Regions from separate parts of the Homo sapiens genome. Here region 2 is linked to region 1. A link is a loop called in an ENCODE intact Hi-C map of the cell type or tissue named here. Cell type or tissue: GM12878. All regions are shown on one strand. Each heading gives the region's core, and the rest is flanking DNA. Links, peaks and the distances in the headings are about the cores only. Region 1 overlaps LYST (lysosomal trafficking regulator). Region 2 holds the start of GNG4 (G protein subunit gamma 4).

What was found. Peaks named below come from ENCODE experiments on the same cell type or tissue, not always from the same donor. Only the 100,000 strongest peaks of a DNase experiment are listed, where the experiment ranks them.
Region 2: a loop joins it to region 1, with 4 times the contacts of the local background. A loop is called at or near these places in 2 of 110 quality-filtered maps.

Annotation. Positions count from the first base shown.
Region 1 is chr1:235,839,232-235,848,966 of GRCh38, forward strand. All of the region lies in intron 1 of LYST (lysosomal trafficking regulator), which reads right to left. Among named protein-coding and RNA genes, the nearest start is that of MIR1537, 9.0 kb to the right of the region's middle. RefSeq lists an enhancer at 2,871-3,070. In GM12878, for the core only: a CTCF peak has its summit at 4,358 (motif pointing left); a DNase peak (open chromatin) is centred at 3,191; H3K4me3 peaks cover 1,054 bases; H3K27ac peaks cover 1,564 bases.
Region 2 is chr1:235,641,798-235,651,532 of GRCh38, forward strand. GNG4 (G protein subunit gamma 4) reads right to left here and starts at 7,987. Exons shown (of 4, transcript NM_001098722.2): 1 at 7,865-7,987. LOC124904560 (a long non-coding RNA gene) reads left to right here. Exons shown (of 4, transcript XR_007066960.1): 1 at 1-451; 2 at 586-673; 3 at 944-1,043; 4 at 1,758-2,034. RefSeq lists enhancers at 6,192-6,486, 8,952-9,735 and a silencer at 7,852-7,961. In GM12878, for the core only: no CTCF peak of the experiment used is centred there; no DNase peak of the experiment used is centred there; H3K4me3 peaks cover 725 bases; H3K27me3 peaks cover 905 bases.

The DNA.
Region 1 (9,735 bases), core at 1,798-6,797:
TGTGGGTGTATGTGTGCATATATATATATACAGTTTTTTTTTTGAGACAGAATCTCGCTCTGTCGCCCAGGATGGAGTGCAGTGGCATGATCTCAGCTCACTGCAACCTCCACCTCCCAGGTTCAAGTTGGCCAGGCTGATCTCAAACTCCTGACCTCAGGTAATCCGCCCACCTCCACCCTTCCAAAGTGCTGGGATTACAGGCGTGATCCACTGCACACGACCATTTGGTTTCATATCCTTCTTTCTTTCTTGTGCACATTATTTAAAAATCAGTTCATGCTGGGCATGGTGGCTCATGCATGTAATCTCAGCACTTTGGGAGGCCAAGGTGGGTGGATCACCTGAGATTGGGAGTTCGAGACCAGCCTGGCCAACACGGAGAACCCCCCCCACCACGCCCCATCTCTACTAAAAATACAAAAATTAGCCATGTGCGGTGGCACCGCCTATAGTCCCAGTAACTCAGGAGGCTAAGGCAGGAGAATTGCTTGAACCTGGGAGAGAAGGTTGCAGTGAACTGAGATCGCGCCACTACACACCAGCCTGGGCGACAGAGCGAGACTCTGTCTCAAAAAATAAAATAAAATGAAATAAAATAAAATAAAATAAAATAATAAATAAATAAATAAAATAAATCATCAGTTCATGTGGCCATGTTCCCTCTCCCTTTCCTTCACATATTATTTCCAATTGTTCAGTAGAGATACTGCCTATTATCACCTTGTAACCACTTTCCCTTCAAGAGACTATCTCTGGCATCTTACCTACCTTTTCTTCGAATTTTAGGAACTCTGTACTCCAATTCTCTATATTCCGGCTTTGTTCCATATTCCTCTTCCTGCTTATTAGTCTGCCAGCTATCATTTACAAAACAACCACTTTGTATCAGACACTAAGAACATAAAGTAATTCCAGTCTCTGCCCTCAAGAAGATTACATTACGGTGGCAAAGGCAAATCAATATATAGGGTACTATGTACTGCTAAGGGGCACTTAACCCAATTTGAGTGGCCAGGGAAGCTTCATGAAGAATAAATTGAAGTTGTACAGGTAAAGGGAGAAAAGAAGGGAAGAAAAGCATTAGAGATGGAAACAGCAGCTCAAGTTGTCACTGAAGAAATTACAGTAAGTTTGGTATCACAACTACAAAATGAGAAACAGGAAAAGTGAGGATGGAGGGAGTGGCTGGCAAAGACCAGATGGTGAAAGGCTTTTGTACACTATGCTAAGAACCTTGGGCTTTAATCTATTGGCTAGTGAGTCTTATCAGAATCACCTATAGAGTTTGTCTAGGCCCCATGATCAGAGAACCTAATCTGCTAAACCCACAGCAAGACCTAAACATCGGTATTTTTAACAAGCTTCATAGGTGATTCTAATGAACAGTCAGGGCTGAGACTCACTGCTACAGGTGACAGGAAGCCCATGAATTATTTTGAACATGTGAGTGGCATGGTCAATCTTGAACACATAGGTCATTCTAGTGGCAATGTGGAAGACACATTTTATGGAGAAAACTCTAGCTGCATGAAAACCAATTTGGAGACTGGCGTCATACTCCAAGCAAATGGTAAGGATATTTTTTTCTAAAGCAACAGTAGAATAATATAATTTTATTAAATATCCAAGAATTAAAATGAGCACAATTTTGGTGATTAATTGGATGGAGAAGTGAGTGGTAAGGGAGGGATCAGGACAACTCTCTGAATACTGGCTTGGTTAACTGGATAAATGGTACTGTCACCTGCGAAGAACACACAAGAAGAACTGAGGCACGTGTGCAGAGTCTGCTGTCAGGGCAAAACCACTCCACACCAGGTGAGCTGAGTCCTCTGTCTATTAGGCCAGTGACTAACTTCTTTACAGTGACTACTGAGACTAAATCCACCATGCCTTTCATTCCAATTTCAGCAATGCTCAAAATGTATACCTTCTCAACAACTATCCTTAACTCCATCTCATGGTTTCCAATACCAGACCGAATAAGGAAATAGCAAGTATAGACTCTCCTGAGAAGGCAGGATTAGAAAAGAAAAACAGAAAATAGAGAGGAGCTGGAGAAGGAGGCATAGGTTAAGGAATTTTTTTTTTCAAGTATTTGTATTTTTTAAAGAATTGGAAGAACCGTATTTTTAGGCTATAAGAAATAAGAGGTGGTGCGGCGTGGCCAGCCATCTCCTATCAGCTCTGATTGTGTGTACTTCTTCCCAGCATCACTGGCACCATGTTGGTAGCTTAAAATCATCATGGTGAGAGTATTTCCATCATGGAAATGGGCAAATGCTACACATTAGGGTCTTTTTTGTTTCTTTCTCCAGGAGAGCCACTTTACTAGCATACCACTGCAGCCAGCACAAGGGAAGATACTGAAGACAGGGGCAAGAGAACGAATGAATGAAGGACAAAATTCATGGAGAAAATAAGTGTGGATTGGATCAAGGGTATAGGTGAAGAGGTTAGGCTGGGGCGGGGAAGCAGGAGGGGACACATCATCCTCTGAGGCTGAGGGAAAGGAGGTAAGGAGAATTGCAGATATAGAAAACAGGTGGAAGGCCAGAAACTGAGGGAGCTCAAGAATGACTGGCTCAATTTTTTCATTCAAGTAATAGGCAAAGTTGTCTGCTTAAAGAAGAGAGTCTAGAGATTGGGGGCTAAAGGCTAAGTAATTTAGAATAATTATTGGAAGAATAGTCAAATGGGGGAAAGTAGTGATGACAGACAAAATAATTTACTGGTTGGCTACTAGCTTAGCAGAGGTGGAAAACCATGAATTTCTGGTGGTATGGATTTTTTCAGCTATTTCAGATTCACCAGCAGGATTCAGCTGCTTGGGTCTAATAATAGACAGTGCAGACTGTTATCACTGATCTGGAAATGGGAGTTTTGGTGGGTGGAGGCAGCAGAAGCATAAGTGAAGGGGACCCAAGGGTATGGGTGGAAGAACAGTCCTTATGGCCAAAAATGAGACACAGACTGGGTAGGAAAAAGAAAGAGGCCAGGAAAATAAATGTTGATAGACAAGCAGAAAATCCAGGCAATCAAGGAAGTGTGGATCTCTACCAGACTGAAGAGTACACAATGTGGGAATGAAGATGTTAGAATTTTTAGATTTCTGAAACAAGCGGTCCCAGATGACAACATCCACAGTGTGGCCCTGCAAGCAGATGTCTAAAGTGAAGTGAAAGTTAAGGTCCTTGCAGTTAAGTAACCATGAAGCTAGTATTTTTGGACAACAGATCATTGTAAGTTCTTAAAATGAAAGCCCTATAATGACAGAGATTTTGTCTGTTGTATTCACTGCTAAATCTCTAGCATCTAGAACAGAACACAGCTAACAGCAGGCATTCGATTCTACTCATTTGCCGAATGAATGGCGTGGCCTCTCTCTCAGGATTTTCATTAGGTTAACTTGTCTAATTAAGCCCCTCGTAGTCAAGTTAGGTCAAAGATAGACTCAAGAGTACTGGTTCCCTGGATTATTTCCTTTACCTTCTGGAAATGAAATGGTCACTAAAGTCAGTCAACAGTGGCTCTGCTTTCATTGAATGAGACTTCCTGCAGACATCTGGATAGTTAACTTTGATATCTTAGCTCTGTTCCAGTTCTGTGATTAATTTCCACAACTTATTATCCACCTAAAAGATTACAGAATTAAGCTATCACCCTCAGTCTTGTGGATTTTCATGCATTTATCTTCTTGACACAGAGAACTACTACACCCGCCCCTCACAGCAAGTCATGACCACATATATTCTTCACTTTTAGGGCAGCTCCTCATATAATGGCATTTTTAGATGCCTTGTCATGTCTGTGTTCTAGACAATGCTACCAAGGACATTACATGTACCACTGAAAATAAAATCTCAAGCTCAACAACAGGGCAAGAAATGGTCCCTAGGTGGCTGAGTTTCCTTTTCAATAAATATCAAATAGCCAGTGGCCACAGTGATAAGAAGGGAAAGGGGTCCATTGTGCTACAGTTCCCTTTTTCATAAATTCATTAATTCCAATATTTATTTATTAAGTAAATATTTTAATAGATATTTATTAATATGCTCCAGCTCATTCTATTTTCACTATTTATGAATCTGTTCTGAATAGTGGGATATACATACAGTAGGCATCATGACAGTAGTGAAATAGGACCCAGAAGCCGCAGATCAGGAATCTAGCAATTACTAGCTAGTCACACAGAGCTGTGTGAAGTTTGGCTGCCTCTTCCATAAACTACCCCACAGAGTTGCTATGTGGAGCCTAAGAAATTATATAACCTCAGTAAACATTGTTGACAAATTTTATAGCTCTATGTAAATGCTCAGTACTAGCTGCACACCTTATGACAGACAGTGCCATCTGAAGGAAGAAAAAGATCACTGCAAGCTTTCCTCAGATCAGTGTGAGGAAAATGATGTTCTGTTTCATAACGCTATTTCCAGGGAAGCACTGAAAAAAAAAATAGGAAGTCCCTGTATTTTCTGCTTTTTCCTTGTCTTGTGGCTTCCACAAGAAAAAAAAGAAGTAAAAGGAAAAAACAACAAAAAAGGTTATAATAATGATATTTATTCTTATAGGTTGATTAGAAAGCATACTTTTTCCTCATCAAACAGTAACACCCAAAAGACTTGTTAGTCTTTCACCAAATGCCAAAAAATCCTGGAAAATTCCCTTTTAAAGTAACACTACGTGCTTGCCTAATTTTCTCAATTCAATAGTATTAGAGAAGTTGCCATTGGAAAGACTTTTTTTCAAAAATGTTATGTGCCAAAGAGGAGACTGTGATAAATCAGGGTTATTTTAAGAATTAGGCAAAATAATGTACAGAATAATAAGTGCCCAATAAATTCTGTTAAATCAAAATCTGCCATGATTTGAAGCAGCCTTCTTGAAAATAAAGGTTAGTTTATATGGATTTAACTATTCTAAATCCCAGCTCTCCAGAGTTTAATATATATTGATAGATTGATTAGCAACTTTCTCAAAGATCTCATATAGTCTTTACAACACATCAGTAAAAATAAAAAATCTTTATGAGAAAAAAAGATAACACCATTTATATCATTTCATAAATGACATGAATAAAGGAATAAACATGAATAACTTAGAATCTTATGTTGTCATAATGGCAGAAATTTTAGATATCATATTCTCTAACCCCACATTCTACAGTTGAGAAAAACTGAGGCCTACAGGTCCAAGGTCACAGAAATGATTAGTCACTGGACTCTACTATCCCAGTTGTCTTGGAGTTACATATGTTTTGGGGGGTAATTAACTAAAACTGAAATAAGCAAGTTTAGAAGATACATAGCCTTTCTTCTTCTGTCGATTAGAAATTAGACAACAGGCAAAGGCGTTTCCCTAACACTAAATACTACCTCTAAATGGTATCCAGAACCTTTACTCAAGTCCACTGGATTGTAATACATACACCTGGAAACAAGATTTTTAAACCTCTCTCTACAAACTTTTTAGACTACAACACAGAACTATATGTCTGAAATGCAGGACACTGGTGGGGGGAAGGGGACCAAAGAGGGGGAGGGGGAAACTGCACTTGTTCAGATTAATATAATTCTCTTTAAAGAATAAGCCAGTTAAAACATATCAGTTGAACTGTACAATATTTAAGCAAGAAAATATCTGTTAATCTAAGCTTTACTGTGTAACTTTTTAGTCAATACTAGATGTGTTAAGCAATAACCATCAGAATGATTCCTAACTAAAGAGAGGAGCTCCTGGGATCATGGCGAAGGGAGGCAGGACTAGATTGCAGCTCTGGACAGAGCAGCATGTGGTGGCTTGCATTGTGAATTTGAGCTCCAGATCCACTGCAAGAACAAACCAGCAATCCCGAGAGGACCCACAGACCCTCTGAAGGAAGCGGATTGCTCCTGCAGGCCCCAGGAGACCCCCAAATACTGTGAGTGCCCCAACTGTGCAAGTGGGAAAGGGAGACCCTCCTCTCCTGAACACACACCCCCACTGGAGAAGCTGAAGGTCTGTTTGCTGGAGAAGTTTCTGACCTTACCTGAGCTGAATCAAGTTAGAGAGCCAAGCCTAGTGAATTACAGGGGTAGAGAATGCAGCAGAAAGGCCCTGGGAGCTCCCTGGGTCCTTAAGTAGCCCATTCCTGCCTGGCACCACAAGGATCCATTGGGAGGGTGGCTAGAGGAGCAGGGGGTAAAACCCCACAGGGAAAGGAATTCTCTAGCCTAACTTTCTAACAATTTGAACGCGGTGAGAAGCCTGCTGGCCAGAACTCCGGGGAGGGTGCAAATCCAGCTCGCAGACTTCACAGGTGGAAGGAAGAACTAAAGCCCTTTTCTTTCGTAGCTGAGAGGTGGATAGCCTCGGGGAAGTTTTCAAGCCCATCTAGCCCTCAGCCTGGAAACAGACTCCCGGCAGTTAGGGGGGACACGGTGGGAGTGAGAGTGGCCCTTCTGTTTGCGTGGGAGCTGGGTGAGGGCTCCGACTGCTGGCTTTCCCCCACTTCCCTGACAACCTTCATGACTCAGCAGAGGCAGCCATAATCCTCCTAAGTACACAACTCCAGTAAACTGGGAATCTCACCCCCAATTCCCCACAGCAGCCCCAGCACGACCCAACCAAGGAGCTGCTGAGCTCATACACACCTAGCCCCACCCCCACCTGATGGTCCTTCCCTATCCACCCTGGTAGCAAAAGACAAAGGGCATTTAATCTTGGGAGTTCTAGGGCCCTGCCCACCGCATATCTTTCTCTGTACTACTACAGCTGATGCTTTCTGGAAAGCGCCACCTCCTGGCAGGAGGCCAACCAGCACAAAAATAGAGCATTAAAACATGGCCAACCAGTACAAAAATAGAGCATTAAACCACCAAAGCTAAGGACCCTCACGGAGTCCACTGCACCCTCCACCACCTGCACCAGAAAAGGCGCTGGTATCCATGGCTGAGAGACCCATAGATGGTTCACATCACAGGACTCTGTGTAGACAACCCCCAGTACCGGCCTGGAGCCAGGGAGACTCGCTGGGTGGCTAGACCCAGAAGAGAGACAACAATCACTGCAGTTCGGCTCACAGGAAGCCACATCCATAGGAAAAGGAGGAGTATACTACATCAAGGGAACACCCCGTGGGACAAAAGAATCTGAACAACAGTCTTCAGCCCTAGACCTTCCCTCTGACAGAGCCTACCCAAATGAGAAGGAACCAGAAAACCAACCCTGGTAATATGACAAAACAAGGCTCTTCAACACCCCCCCAAAATTTCTCTAGTTCACCAGCAATAGATCCAAACCAAGAAGAAATCCCTGATTTACCTGACAAAGAATTCAGGAGGTTAGATATTAAGCTAATCAGGGAGGGACCAGAGAAAGGTGAAGCCCAGTGCAAGGAAATCCAAAAAATGATATAAGAAGTGAAGGGAGAAATATTCAAAGAAATAGATAGCATAAAGAAAAAAAACAATAAAAAATTCAGGAAACTTTGGACACACTTTTAGAAATGCAAAATGCTCTGGAAAGTCTCAGCGATAGAACTAAACAAGTAGAAGAAAGAAATTCAGAGCTCGAAGACAAGGTCTTCGAATTAACCCAATCCAACAAAGACAAAGAAAAAAGAATACGAAAATATGAACAAAGCCTCCAAGAAGTCTGGGATTATGTTAAATGACCACACCTAAGAATAATCAGTGTTCCTGAGGAAGAAGAGAATTCTAAAAGCTTGGAAAACATATCTGGGTGGATAATTGAGGAAAACTTCCCTGGCCTTGCTAGAGACGTAGACATCCAAATACAGAAGCATAAAGATCACCTGGGAAATTCATCTCAAAAAGATCTTCGCGTAGGCACATTGTCATGAGGTTATCCAAAGTTAAGATGAAGGAAAGAATTTTAAGAGCTGTGAAACAGTAGTACCAGGTAGCCTATAAAAGAAAACCTATCAGATTAACAGCAGATTTCTCAGCAGAAACCCTATAAGCTAGAAGGGATTGGGGCCCTAACTTCAGACTCCTCAAACAAAACAATTATCAGCCAAGAATTTTGTATCCAGCAAAATTAAGCATCATATATGAAGGAAAGATACAGTCTTTTTCAGACAAACACATGCTGAGAGAATTCGCCATCACCAAGCCACCACTAGAAGAACTGCTAAAAGGAGCTCCAAGTCTTGAAACAAATCCTGGAAACACATCAAAACAGAACCTCTTCAAAGCATAAATCACACAGGGCCTATAGAACAAAAATGCAAGTTAAAAAGCAAAAACAAAACAACAACAAACAAAAGTACAGAGGCAACAAGGAGCATGATGAATGGAACCATACCGCACATTTCAATGCTAAAATTGAATGTAAATGGCCTAAATGCTCCACTTAAAAGATACAGAACCACAGAATGGATAAGAATTCACCAATCAACTATCTATTGCCTTCAGGATACTCACCTAACACATAAGCACTCACATACGGTAAAGGGGTGGGAAAAGGCATTTCATGCAAATGGACACCAAAAGCCAGCAAGGTATTCTTACATCAGACAAAACAAACTTTAAAGCAACAGCAGTTAAAAGAGACAAAGAGGGACATTATATAATGGTAAAAGGCCTTGTCCAACAGGAAGATATCACAATCCTAAACATATATGCACTTAACACTGGAGCTCCCAAATTTATAAAACAATTACTAATAGACCTAAGAAATGAGACAGCAACACAATAATAGTGGGGGACTTCAATACTCCAATGACCAGACAGGTCATCAACACAGAAGGTCAACAAAGAAACAATGAATTTAAACTATACCTTGGAACAAATGGACTTGACAGATATATACAGACATTTCATCCAACAACTGCAGAATATACATTCTATTCAACAGCACATGGAACTTTCTCCAAGATAGATCATATGACAGGCAACAAAACGAGTCTCAATAGATTTAAGAAAACTGAAATTATATCAAGCACTCTCTCAGACCACAGCGGCATAAAACTGGAAATCAACTCCAAAGGGAAGCTTCAAAACCATGCAAATACATGGAAATTAAATAACCTGCTCCTGAATGAGCATTGGGTCAAAAACGAAATCAAGATAGAAATTAAAAAATTCTTCGAACTGAATGACAATAATGACACAACCTATCAAAACCTCTGCGATGGAGCAAGGGTGGTGCTAAGAGGAAAGTTCACAGTCCTAAATGCCTACATCAAAAAGTCTGAAAGAGCACAATCTAAGGTCACACCTCAAGGAACTAGAGAAACTAGAACAAAGCAAACCCAAACCCAGCAGAAGAAAGGAAATAACCAAGATCAGAGCAAAACTAAATGAAATTGAAACAAACAAAAAAAATACAAAAGATAAATGAAACAAAAAGCTGGTTCTTTGAAAAGATAAATAAAATTGATATATCATTAGCAAGATTAACCAAGAAAAGAAGAGAGAAAATCCAAATGACCTCATTAAGAAATGAAATGGGAGATACTACAACTGACACCACTGAAATACAAAAGATCATTCAAGGCTACTACGAATACATTTACAGACATAAACTAGAAAGTCTAGAAGAGATGGATACATTCCTGGAAAAATACAACCCTCCTAGCTTAAATCAGGAAGAATGAGATACCCTGAACAGACCCAGCGAGATTGAAATGGTAATTTAATAATTACCACTAAAAAAAAAGTCCAGGACCAGACAGATTCACGGCAGAATTCTACCAGACATTTAAAGAATTGGTACCAATCCTTTTGA
Region 2 (9,735 bases), core at 2,667-7,666, 200 kb before region 1:
ATGGCAGGTCCTCCCACAAGCAGCCTATTTAAAATGTGAGCCACCCCCTTCCCCGGAATTCCCTACCTCCCAGCCTTGTTTTATTTTTCTCTCATGCACTTACTATATCTTAAATGCTTATTTATTCATGTACTTGTTTAAACTACTTTTGATTTTCTGACTTCTTATCATTGGTCTGATTCCTCCACCGTAACAGAACTTCCATGAGGGCGGGGATTTTTCGCTTCCCCCGCAACTGCCTGCGTTTTCGTAGCCCTAGAGCTTCCAACGTACAGTGCGGAAAAGCAACATAACACACTAAGAACCGTGCGGAAAAGGAGAGAAAACCAGACCGCAGGGGCATTTCACAGCTAACCACAGCGGTCCGAGGCGAACGCAGGGTGGAAGAACCCGAGCGAGGCCCGGCAGGGGCGGGGTGAGCCTTGGCCCCGCTCCCGTGCAGGTGTCGCGGGTAAGCTGCCGCGGTTACTGTGAAGCAGGGCCAAGGCCAGCCCTCCGCCTCGAGGCCACTGGTGCTTGGGGGTGGGAAAAGAGTGACCGGGGGCAACTGAGCAAAACATAGAACAGAAACTCCCTCTCGAATAGAGACCCACGCACGGAAGGATGATACACTGTGATTCCCCGACGTGGGCCTGCAGCAAGAGACGGGTGCTAACAGCGTCCGAGCCAATCCGTAAGCATCAGAGGGACAAAGAAATCATAAACAAGAGGCAGGATGCAACTGCTTCAACGCAGAAAGAATGAGTCATCCAGGAAGGCGAGGTGGTGGCGGGTTGGCTGTGGTTTTGCAGAGGCGGGCAGGAGGGGCAGGGGGCCAGGGAGAGGGCAGGGTTGGGAGGGTCTCTTTTAAGGGAATCCTATGCATGAAAGTCTGTGTAAGAAAGGGTGTGCCTCCTACAGAAGGATATTTGTTTTGTCCTAAACTTGCCGTGTGTTCTTGGAGGCGCGGGCCTCCCTGCTGTCATCACACCTCGGATCACCCCAGGCAATCTCGCCCCTGTGGCTTCACCTGGGTCCAGCCAGACCTCTGCTCAGCTCTGCACGTACATGCCCCCTCGATGTCACCTCCTGACTTGGCAAGTCATACACCCTCTCTCTACTTGCCCAGCTTCATTCACAAAACCAGGTCACATTACCCCTCGTCCATCCATGCTCAGTCTGGAAACCCTGGGATCCCAGACACCAGCCTCTCCCTGGCCCTCTGTTTCCAATCAGACGGCCACCCCGACTGACGCTGGGGCCGGGGCACCCTTGGGCGTTATCCAGTCTCCCTGTCCTCCCTCTCCTGCCCCACGCCTCCGACCTTCCCCACATGGCAGTCACAGCCAGACGGCCAAGGTGGGGCCTGCTGCTTCCTGCTTCTGCCTGACAATGGCCCTGGATTCCCCATTCTTCACGGTCAGTCTCACCTTCACACCCCGGCTCTGAGCAACCTTTCTGCTCTCTCCACTCCTCTTTCATGACCCTGGGCCCCTGCTGGCCGCCCTGCCTGGAAAGCCCTTTCTCATTTGTCTGGCTTGAAAAACCTGCCTCAGCTCACCAGGGCCAGCTCAAGACTCCCTCTGTTGTCACACGCTTTCTGCACTGCTATCAGAAAGAACTAACACTCTCCCTGTCTGTGCACTAATCCAGGGTAGGTGGGCTGTTTTCACACATGCACCCCCTCTAGGTTCTGACTCCTCTGGAGTGCATGACCATATCTTATTTGTTTCCCTGTCACCAGTGCCTAAACTATCTGATGCATATATTTATTGCAGGTGCTTATCACACATGCAGTCAATGAACACCTCACAAATGCAAGGTTCACATGCAGTCTTCGATGAACACATCGATCGCATCCAGCAGTATGTCTGTATTGGAAAAGTCCTTCCATAGCACCCAGTAATGAAAAGGAATGTGGCGGGGAGCAGTACTGGACAGTAAAACTAAAAACACCAGGAAGATCACAGTGAGATCAGCAGAGCCCTAGAATGGCAAATCCATGACAAAGAAAATTTCTGATGAATAAAAACGTGCCTGGGTCCAGGCCAGCAATTGGCTTCTTTCAGACACTATTGACTGCAACAAACCCTAGCACAAGGAGAGGGTCTAACGAGAAACTTGTTCAGAGGATGCTGACCCATCCATCAGTGAGCACAGCCAACCCAAAAAGGCGGGGACGCGGCAGAGCAGGGGCTGAGGGCACACTTGCTGCAGTGTTCACGGAGCACACACAGAAAGATCTGCCCGAGAGAGTCCCCAAAAGGCACAATTCTACAAGGTCAACCAAGTGGAGGGGAATGGCAGTGAAACGCCAAACTCCTACTGAAAGGTTGATGGGTACAGCCTTCCAGAGACAGGGCTGGGTGGCGGGAACGCGGGCACCCAGAGGTCCAGATCAGCAAAAGAGGCCAGTGACTCTGTCTCCATCAGATAAAATTCAGCCACAGCGGGAGGGAGCGTGTGAGACCCACGAAGGCCTTGCCCTGGACCTACACCTCACCCTGTTCCAGAGAGAATTCAGTGGCCGGCAACACTGCCAGTTCCCCTTTATTTCCCTTGAGGTCAACATTTTGGAATTTTCTACTCACATCCACCGAGCGACCCTCCTCGGCCACCTCCACACCCACACTCCAGGCCCACCACTGCCCTTGGGCATGAGCAAGCCTGACGCTGTCTCTCATCCTGGTAACACCTTCTTCCCCGCACACACCGTCAAACACATGCACGGTGTAGACTGAAGTCATCAGGTCTCCTTAACCAGGCTGCAGTCCCCTAGTACCCTGCCATGCAGCCCCACAGCTGCCGGGGGGATAAACAAGCACCTTCAGACTAGAGCAGCTTCTGAGTGATACGCAAAGTTAACTGGGGCACAGAGAAAACAGAATTTTCCCAAGATTGCTGAAGGAAAACTAAAACCGAATGAGGACTGACTCATGCTCGTTTAGTCGGCCACAGGCTAGGGGCAGCGGAAAGGCCCTGCTGGAAATTTCCATCCAGGGTCTGTGCAGGGCGGGTACCCCAGAGCCGCAGGGCAGGGCAGATGGCTCCTCAGATCGGGCTGGAGAGACATCCAGGAGGAGGATGCCAGTTGTTGGGTGTAGCTGGACCTTCCTATAGACAGGGAGCCATGGGAAGACAGAGACCACTGATGAGGAAGGGGAGATGCAGCAGCAGACACTCCGTCCACATGGGCCCCGGGCCGCCAGAGACCCCAGGGCCCACGTGGACGTGTGGGTGTTGAAGGGTAACACGTAGCCCTTTCCAAGGTGTGTTGATGACTTGGCTCAGCCTGCAAAGCCAGGCTGCCTGTACTGCTGCCTGACCTCTGGCCTCTGGCCTCCAAGAGCCTGACCCTCTGGGAAGACAGAGTCCCAGCATGGGGCATGACCACCCCATCTGCTCTTCCTGTTCATCAGTGTCTGGACCTGAGCCACAGAGTCCTGCTGGGCCATTGTGGAGAAGAACCTGCTCTCAGCCCTCAGCAGCCTCCCTGCCCTGCCCTGCCTCCCACCCCAATCTCAACAGCCTCTTGCTCTTTTCTTCCCGCCATCTAAGCTCATTTCTCCTCTTTGGGCCTTCATACATGGGTACTGCTTTGCTAGAAATCTCTCAATTTTACCTCTCTGTGTGGTGGGACACCAGAAGAAACAAGGTTGAGTTTGGGTGCTGGAATTTGGAGGAACATGTAAACACTTTTTCTGCTGTAGTTGTAGAGGTGCTTGAATAAGAATGTTCAGGCTGGGCATGGTGGCTCACACCTGTAATCCCAGCACTCTGGGAGGCCGAGTCAGGTGGATCACCTGAGGTCAGGAGTTCGAGACCAGCCTGACCAACGTGGAGAAACCCCGTCTCTACTAAAAATACAAAATTAGCCGGGCGCGGTGGCACATGCCTGTAATCCCAGCTACTTGGGAGGCCAAGGCAGGAGAATCGCTTGAGCCCAGGAGGCGGAGGTTGCAGTGAGCCAAGATCGTGCCATTGCTCTCCAGCCTGGGAGACAAGAGGGAAACTCAGTCTCAAAAAAAAAAAAAAAAAAAAAAAAAGAATGTTTAAAAAGAGTTAAAAATGTTTTCCTTCTTCCTATTTTATCGCCCTGCCTCTCTTTCTTTGTTGGAGCCCATATGGAGGGGACAGAAGACAAGGCCTTACAGCTGTACATTAGGCAGGGGCACCAGGAGGAGGTCCAGGCACTGATGAGAAAGGCATAAAGGCACAGTTAATGCCAGCTCATATGATCCATCGTGGCTGTTGTCCCGCCTCATGCACAGGGGGTGTTGGGGAAGAAACAATCTCTCTGGCCCAGAGGGATACTTAGAGTGCTTCTTCTATCTCTAGGGCCTTCCATGGCCTCAGAGCACATGTGTCACACCACAGAAAGCCAACCCAGCAACTCAGAGAGAAATGGTTTTAGAAATCTAAGAAGCAAGAGAAACAAATCCTCCTGGGAAAGGAGCTCATGTGCAGTGCCTGAGTGTGGGTCTCTCTACAGTTCTCCACTTTTTTCTCTTCCACACGTCTCTGTCACTTTCACTTGTCATTTGTGTATACTTTTCCTACATCAGTTAAAAAAGGTTCCCACCACCCACCAAACCCGCTGCCAGAACACTCCTGGACAGAGAGGACACAAGCAGTCACTGCTGTTTTTTGCAAATTAGAAACTTGGCAGGTATCCTGTGAGTATCAAAGGAGATCATCCACATGACACGTCTAGCCCAATCATTGCCCTTCTTTCCCCTTGTTGCCCACTAACCTGGGCTCCTAGCCCTATCCGATCCTCGGAGACTGGGCCTTTGGTGACCCACAAACCTCACGGCCATGGAGACGAACAGTTCCTCCATAGCTCCCTATACTTCCTCACTCCTGGGCACCCAGGGCTCCTTCCCCAGTGAGCACGGCGTCTTGCACACAGCCGGCTTTCCCTTATCTGCATGGCACCTGTCACTCTGTCTACCAATTTCCAGCAGGGAATCTGATTGCCCACCAGCCACCATTCAGTCTAACAAGAACTCCTTGGCAATTAGAGGAATTTGGAACGCTCCAGCAAGCTCACTGAACTGATCTCTTTTTAAGCACCCATTGTTTTCTCTGCAGTAATTTTTTTCTTTCAGCAGCTTTTCTAGCCCCTATTTCTTAACATTTCCTAAAATGAAAATTTCATTTGTGTTTTTACTTTTGATCATTTATTAACAGTCTTTGGCTTATTCTTTAGAGGTTTTTAACCAGCTTCTTTCAGTCTTTCGGTAGTATTACCCTGCAATCTCCTTTTCTTTCCTGATACCATTTAGCTTTTCTGACTTTCAATTAAAATATCCTTGCTATCCACTGTTGATAGGTTATTTATGTAGTACTTATACCTCTATTAAAGGAGTTAAATTTTGGTTTCTGGTTTTAAAAAAGAAACAATCTCTCTACCTGAATAATACAAGTCTCTATGCCTAAGTATATCTAGAATGAATAAAAATACCAAATTTTAAAAAAGGAAAACCAGCAAGATTAGATAGCAGTATATCCTTAAAAGGTGTTTCAAGAACAAAAATCAGGTAATATTTTAAAGTTACTACTTCAAAATTCCACGAAGAAAGGGGCAATCTTCTGACATACATTATTAGGCATTCTCCCCTCTCCAAGCAGAAACTGAGACAAACTAGGAAAAATGTGATAGTGAAATAAGTGAGATGCAGCTATAAATAAAAGAAGAAATTGTTGGGTACAGACCTTAGTCTTTGCTTTCTGCATAAGCAGTAGTTTTGTGGTAGGCGTGGGTTTGGGCGTGTAGGTCTTGGGGGAAGGAGCATTGTACACATTTTACAGTGTTCCTGCCCTCCTGAGACAGCTGTGGCTCTTGCTTCCCCAGGGGTCAGGGTCCATGTTCCCACCTCATGTTGTTTATTTATTTTGAGGCCAGAGTGCAGTGGCACCATCTCAGCTCACTGCAACCTCTGCCTCCCAGGTTCAAGTGATTCTCGTGCCTCAGCCTCCCAAGTAGCTGGGATTACAGGCGTGCACCACCACGCCCGCCTAATTTTTTGCATTTTTAGTAGATACGGGGTTTCACCACGTTGGCCAGGCCGGTATCGGACTCCTGACCTCAAGTGATCTGCCTGCCTCGGCCTCTGAAAGTGCTGGGATTACAGGCGATGTTCCCACCTGATGTTCTATCATTTCAAAGAATGCACTGAATATTGGGGGACTTCAGGGACTGTCACTTTTGCTTTAAAAACTGTAAAGTGAATCTAGGAAAAGCTTTTTTTTTTTCTGGTTTCTCCACCATCAGTTTGCATGAGAAACGCCAATCATAGGACTGCTGGGAATGGCCCCTTAGCTGTGCTGTTTCTGAGCCAGGCCTACATCCTCCACTGGCTTCCTTGGGCGAATTTTAAGGCCTATGAGCACTGGAGTTGTGCATGGAGGTGGGGGCCAACAGGAAGTCCATTGTCCTAAATAGTCATTTCAGCCTAACTAACCCCATGGTGAGGCTGCTCATTAACAGGCAAGGCATCACTGTAAACCTTGCATTTGCATTTACACCTACTATTTATTAAGTGCCACAGCCATCTCTTATCATGACCGGTCACTGAGCAAACCCTACATTTCAAAAACAATCCAGTTTATAGGTCCTCTGTCTGTTTCTCCGGGCTGGAAAAGGCTTTCCATTTATCAACTTAGTTGTCCCCCCAGTCGCCTCTTGCAGGGAACAGGGCCAGATCAGATGGCGGCTGGTTCCCCTCCCCCGCCTCATACAAAAATCAGGAAAAGGAGTTGCGGGAGGAATCGAGAAGCCGGCCGCAGAGCCCAGGTCCCCCATGGCTACTGTGAGGCATTCGCCGCTGCAAATTTCCTGTCCACTGTGGGAAGCGGCACACCTCACTCATGAGCAGACGACAGGACTGGCACGTTTTAATGGAGCACACGGGCGCAGCCTAGGCGGCCTTTTGCTCCGGCTGAGAGGCACGGGCCCGGTGCCAGCATTTGACAGTCCTGGGAGGCGACGGGTAGAGGAGAGACGCGGCAGCCGCGGGGCCGGGGAGACGGTGGGAGGCCCGGCGTCCATCATCCACTTTATTACTTGATCAAACTTTAACATTTTCGGGTTTCCTAACACCTTAGCCCCAAATACTCGAAATGAAGCAAATCTTAAATTAAGGAGTCTTTCCCCACCACGCTCTGTCCTCCTCCCCACTTCACCCTCCCGCCGTTTCGCGTTATTTCCAAGGCAATTTAAAAAATCAAGCCAAACAAAGCTCCCCGGTTGCTGCCGGGCGCGCGCGGCGAACGAAGCACATTTCAGTTCAGCACCAGCCTCGGGGACAGACGCCATCAAGGAGGTGAGGAAAACCACCCTCAGCTGCGGTGGCTCCAGCGTCACCCCGAGTGCTCCCGAGGCGGCGTCTGGGCTGCTGGGGAGCCAGGAGGGCTTCCTCAGGCACTCGCCAGAAACATTTCCCCAAAGAAAACGCCCAACCAGCCACGCCATCTCCTGCCACTGAGGTCCTTTTCCACGGGGGACGTCCCCGCTGGGAAAACAGCAAACGCTCTGTGACCTACAAATGGAAGAGGGGACCCCCGAGCCCCCGCCTGCCTCATGCCGGAGGGACCGGGCGCCCCCAGCCCCGGAAGCCCCTGGACGCGCTCCGAGGGGGCTGTCCACACCCGCGCGCGGGCTTCCCCGGGGCCCGGCGGGAGGTCCCGGGAGAGGAGGCCGAGGGAACCACAGGTCTTTGTGTCGCGTGCAGCAGCAGCTGGCGGCGTGAGGACCACACCGGCGCCAGAGCCGTCTCCCTAGGTCCGGAGACTTTCACCCCGAGTTTCCCTTCCGCGTCTGGCTGCACCGGGCTGGGCTCTCCCCGCGGACACCCGGGGCTCCGGCCGGGCGCCCACTTACCCGGAGCGGGATCACGCGCGGGCTTCGTCTGCAGCGCGGTGCTCGCGGGGGGCGGCCAGGCCGAGCGGCATCGCTCCGCATCGGGGCGCGGGCCGGGCTCGGGTGCAAACGCGCGCCTCGTGCCCCTCCCGCCGCCCGCGGGGTCTCCGCGTCCCGTCACCGGCCCCGCCCCGCGCCGCGCCTCCCGCCCTGCAGGGCCCGACCACGCGGGCCTGGGGGCGCAGGCGGACCCTCCCCCGGCCCTGGACGCTGGGGGCTTCTGCTCGGCCCCCTGTGCCGTGGGGGCCCAGACTGGGGAAGGGAGAGCCGGCGACTCTGCGACCCTCGCCCCCGTTCCACGCTGGCCGCGCCCACTCCGCCGCGGGGTCTCGCCCGGGAAATCCCGCCCGCTGCCACCGACGTCACTGCTGCGTCACCGGGGCTCCCGCGCTCCCCGCCCCCGCCCCCGCCCCAGCCCGGGCCCGCGCCCCCCGCCCGCTACTCGGGCCCACGCCCCCTGTCCCAGCAAAGGGCCGCGCCCCCGCCCCGCCCCCCCGGAGCCCGCGTGGCCGGGGGACCACTGGAGGGGTCTGTGGGGCGGGGCCGGGGGGTAAATCACTGGGGGGGGGTCTGGGGGGCGCGGCGGGGGGGAGATCACTGGAGGGATCTGCGGGGCGGGGCCGGGGGGGAAATCACCGGAGGGGTCTGGGGCGGGGCCGGGGTTGCTGGAGGGGTCTGGGGACGGGGCCGCGGTCAGCGCGGGCTCCCCGAAGCCTCAGGTACCGCCCTCGCTCGGGGTGAGCTCCAGCGCCTGGGCCGTTGGGGCGCGGGCCGCTTCCCACCCTGCACCAAGGGACGCCTCGGAAGCCTCCGGCCAAGGCGGGGAACGGCGGAGAAACGCGGAATACCTGTGCGAATTCGCGCGGCCGCGTCGCCACTAACCCGGCGAAGGCTGACCCGACGTTGCTGAGTGACGGGGACCAGGGGCCGGCGAGGCCCCCACTCCGGGGGGAGCGAGGCCGGGAGGGCGGAGGGCGCGTGCTGGAGGCGGGGGTGCCCTTCGCGCCCCGGTTCTAGGAGCGACTGCTCTCCAGGCCTCGTCCCTGTGGCACCGCAGGCTTTTGCGCTGGAGATTTTAAAACACTTTAGTGATTACAGCCCTCTTCCTTTCAGGGAAAAAACAGTTTAAGCGCCGTCCATTTTCCGACTTGGTAAAATAATACGAAACCTTGGGAATAGAGAAGCAACGAAAACATTTCACGCAGTGTTGGCAAGATTTGTAGAAAAGGAGGCCAATATTAATTCCCTTTGTGAAAACAACAACATAACATCATGATGAACGATTAGGAAATATTTCGGGAAGATCTGGGCGCCTCATCCTCATCCGCCGTCCACAAGCGGTCCCTGCCACAAAGGACACAGGGCGCGCTTGTTGCTCAGATCCCTGGCCCCACTGGTTGGACCTTGCCCTACACACACGTGTACCTTCTCGGAGCCCAAGGGCCAGATTGGATGCGAACGCGGAGATCACAAAGGCCCGTAAACACGGGGCCAGCAAACACATCGGTTTTTACAAAGCTCTCAAGTGCCCATTTAAGGCACAAAATTAAACCTTGGCAAACCGACGAAGCCAGTCCATGTCCACCTCACAGACTTTTAAAAGTGAGAAAGATATATGAGTACTGCATTGAAAATTCAAGCAAATCCAAACCCTAGCTCATTGTTTTCACCCCAAAATCTTATTTCTCCTGCATTTCCTGCCCACCTCCCGCCCCCGACTGGTTGGCTAAGGCAGAATCCTAGGTTTCCTTTTATCCCAAATCCCAATCTCAATTAATCAATCACAAGGGAAATCAGTGTCTACACTTTCAAGCGCATCATTTCCTTATTTT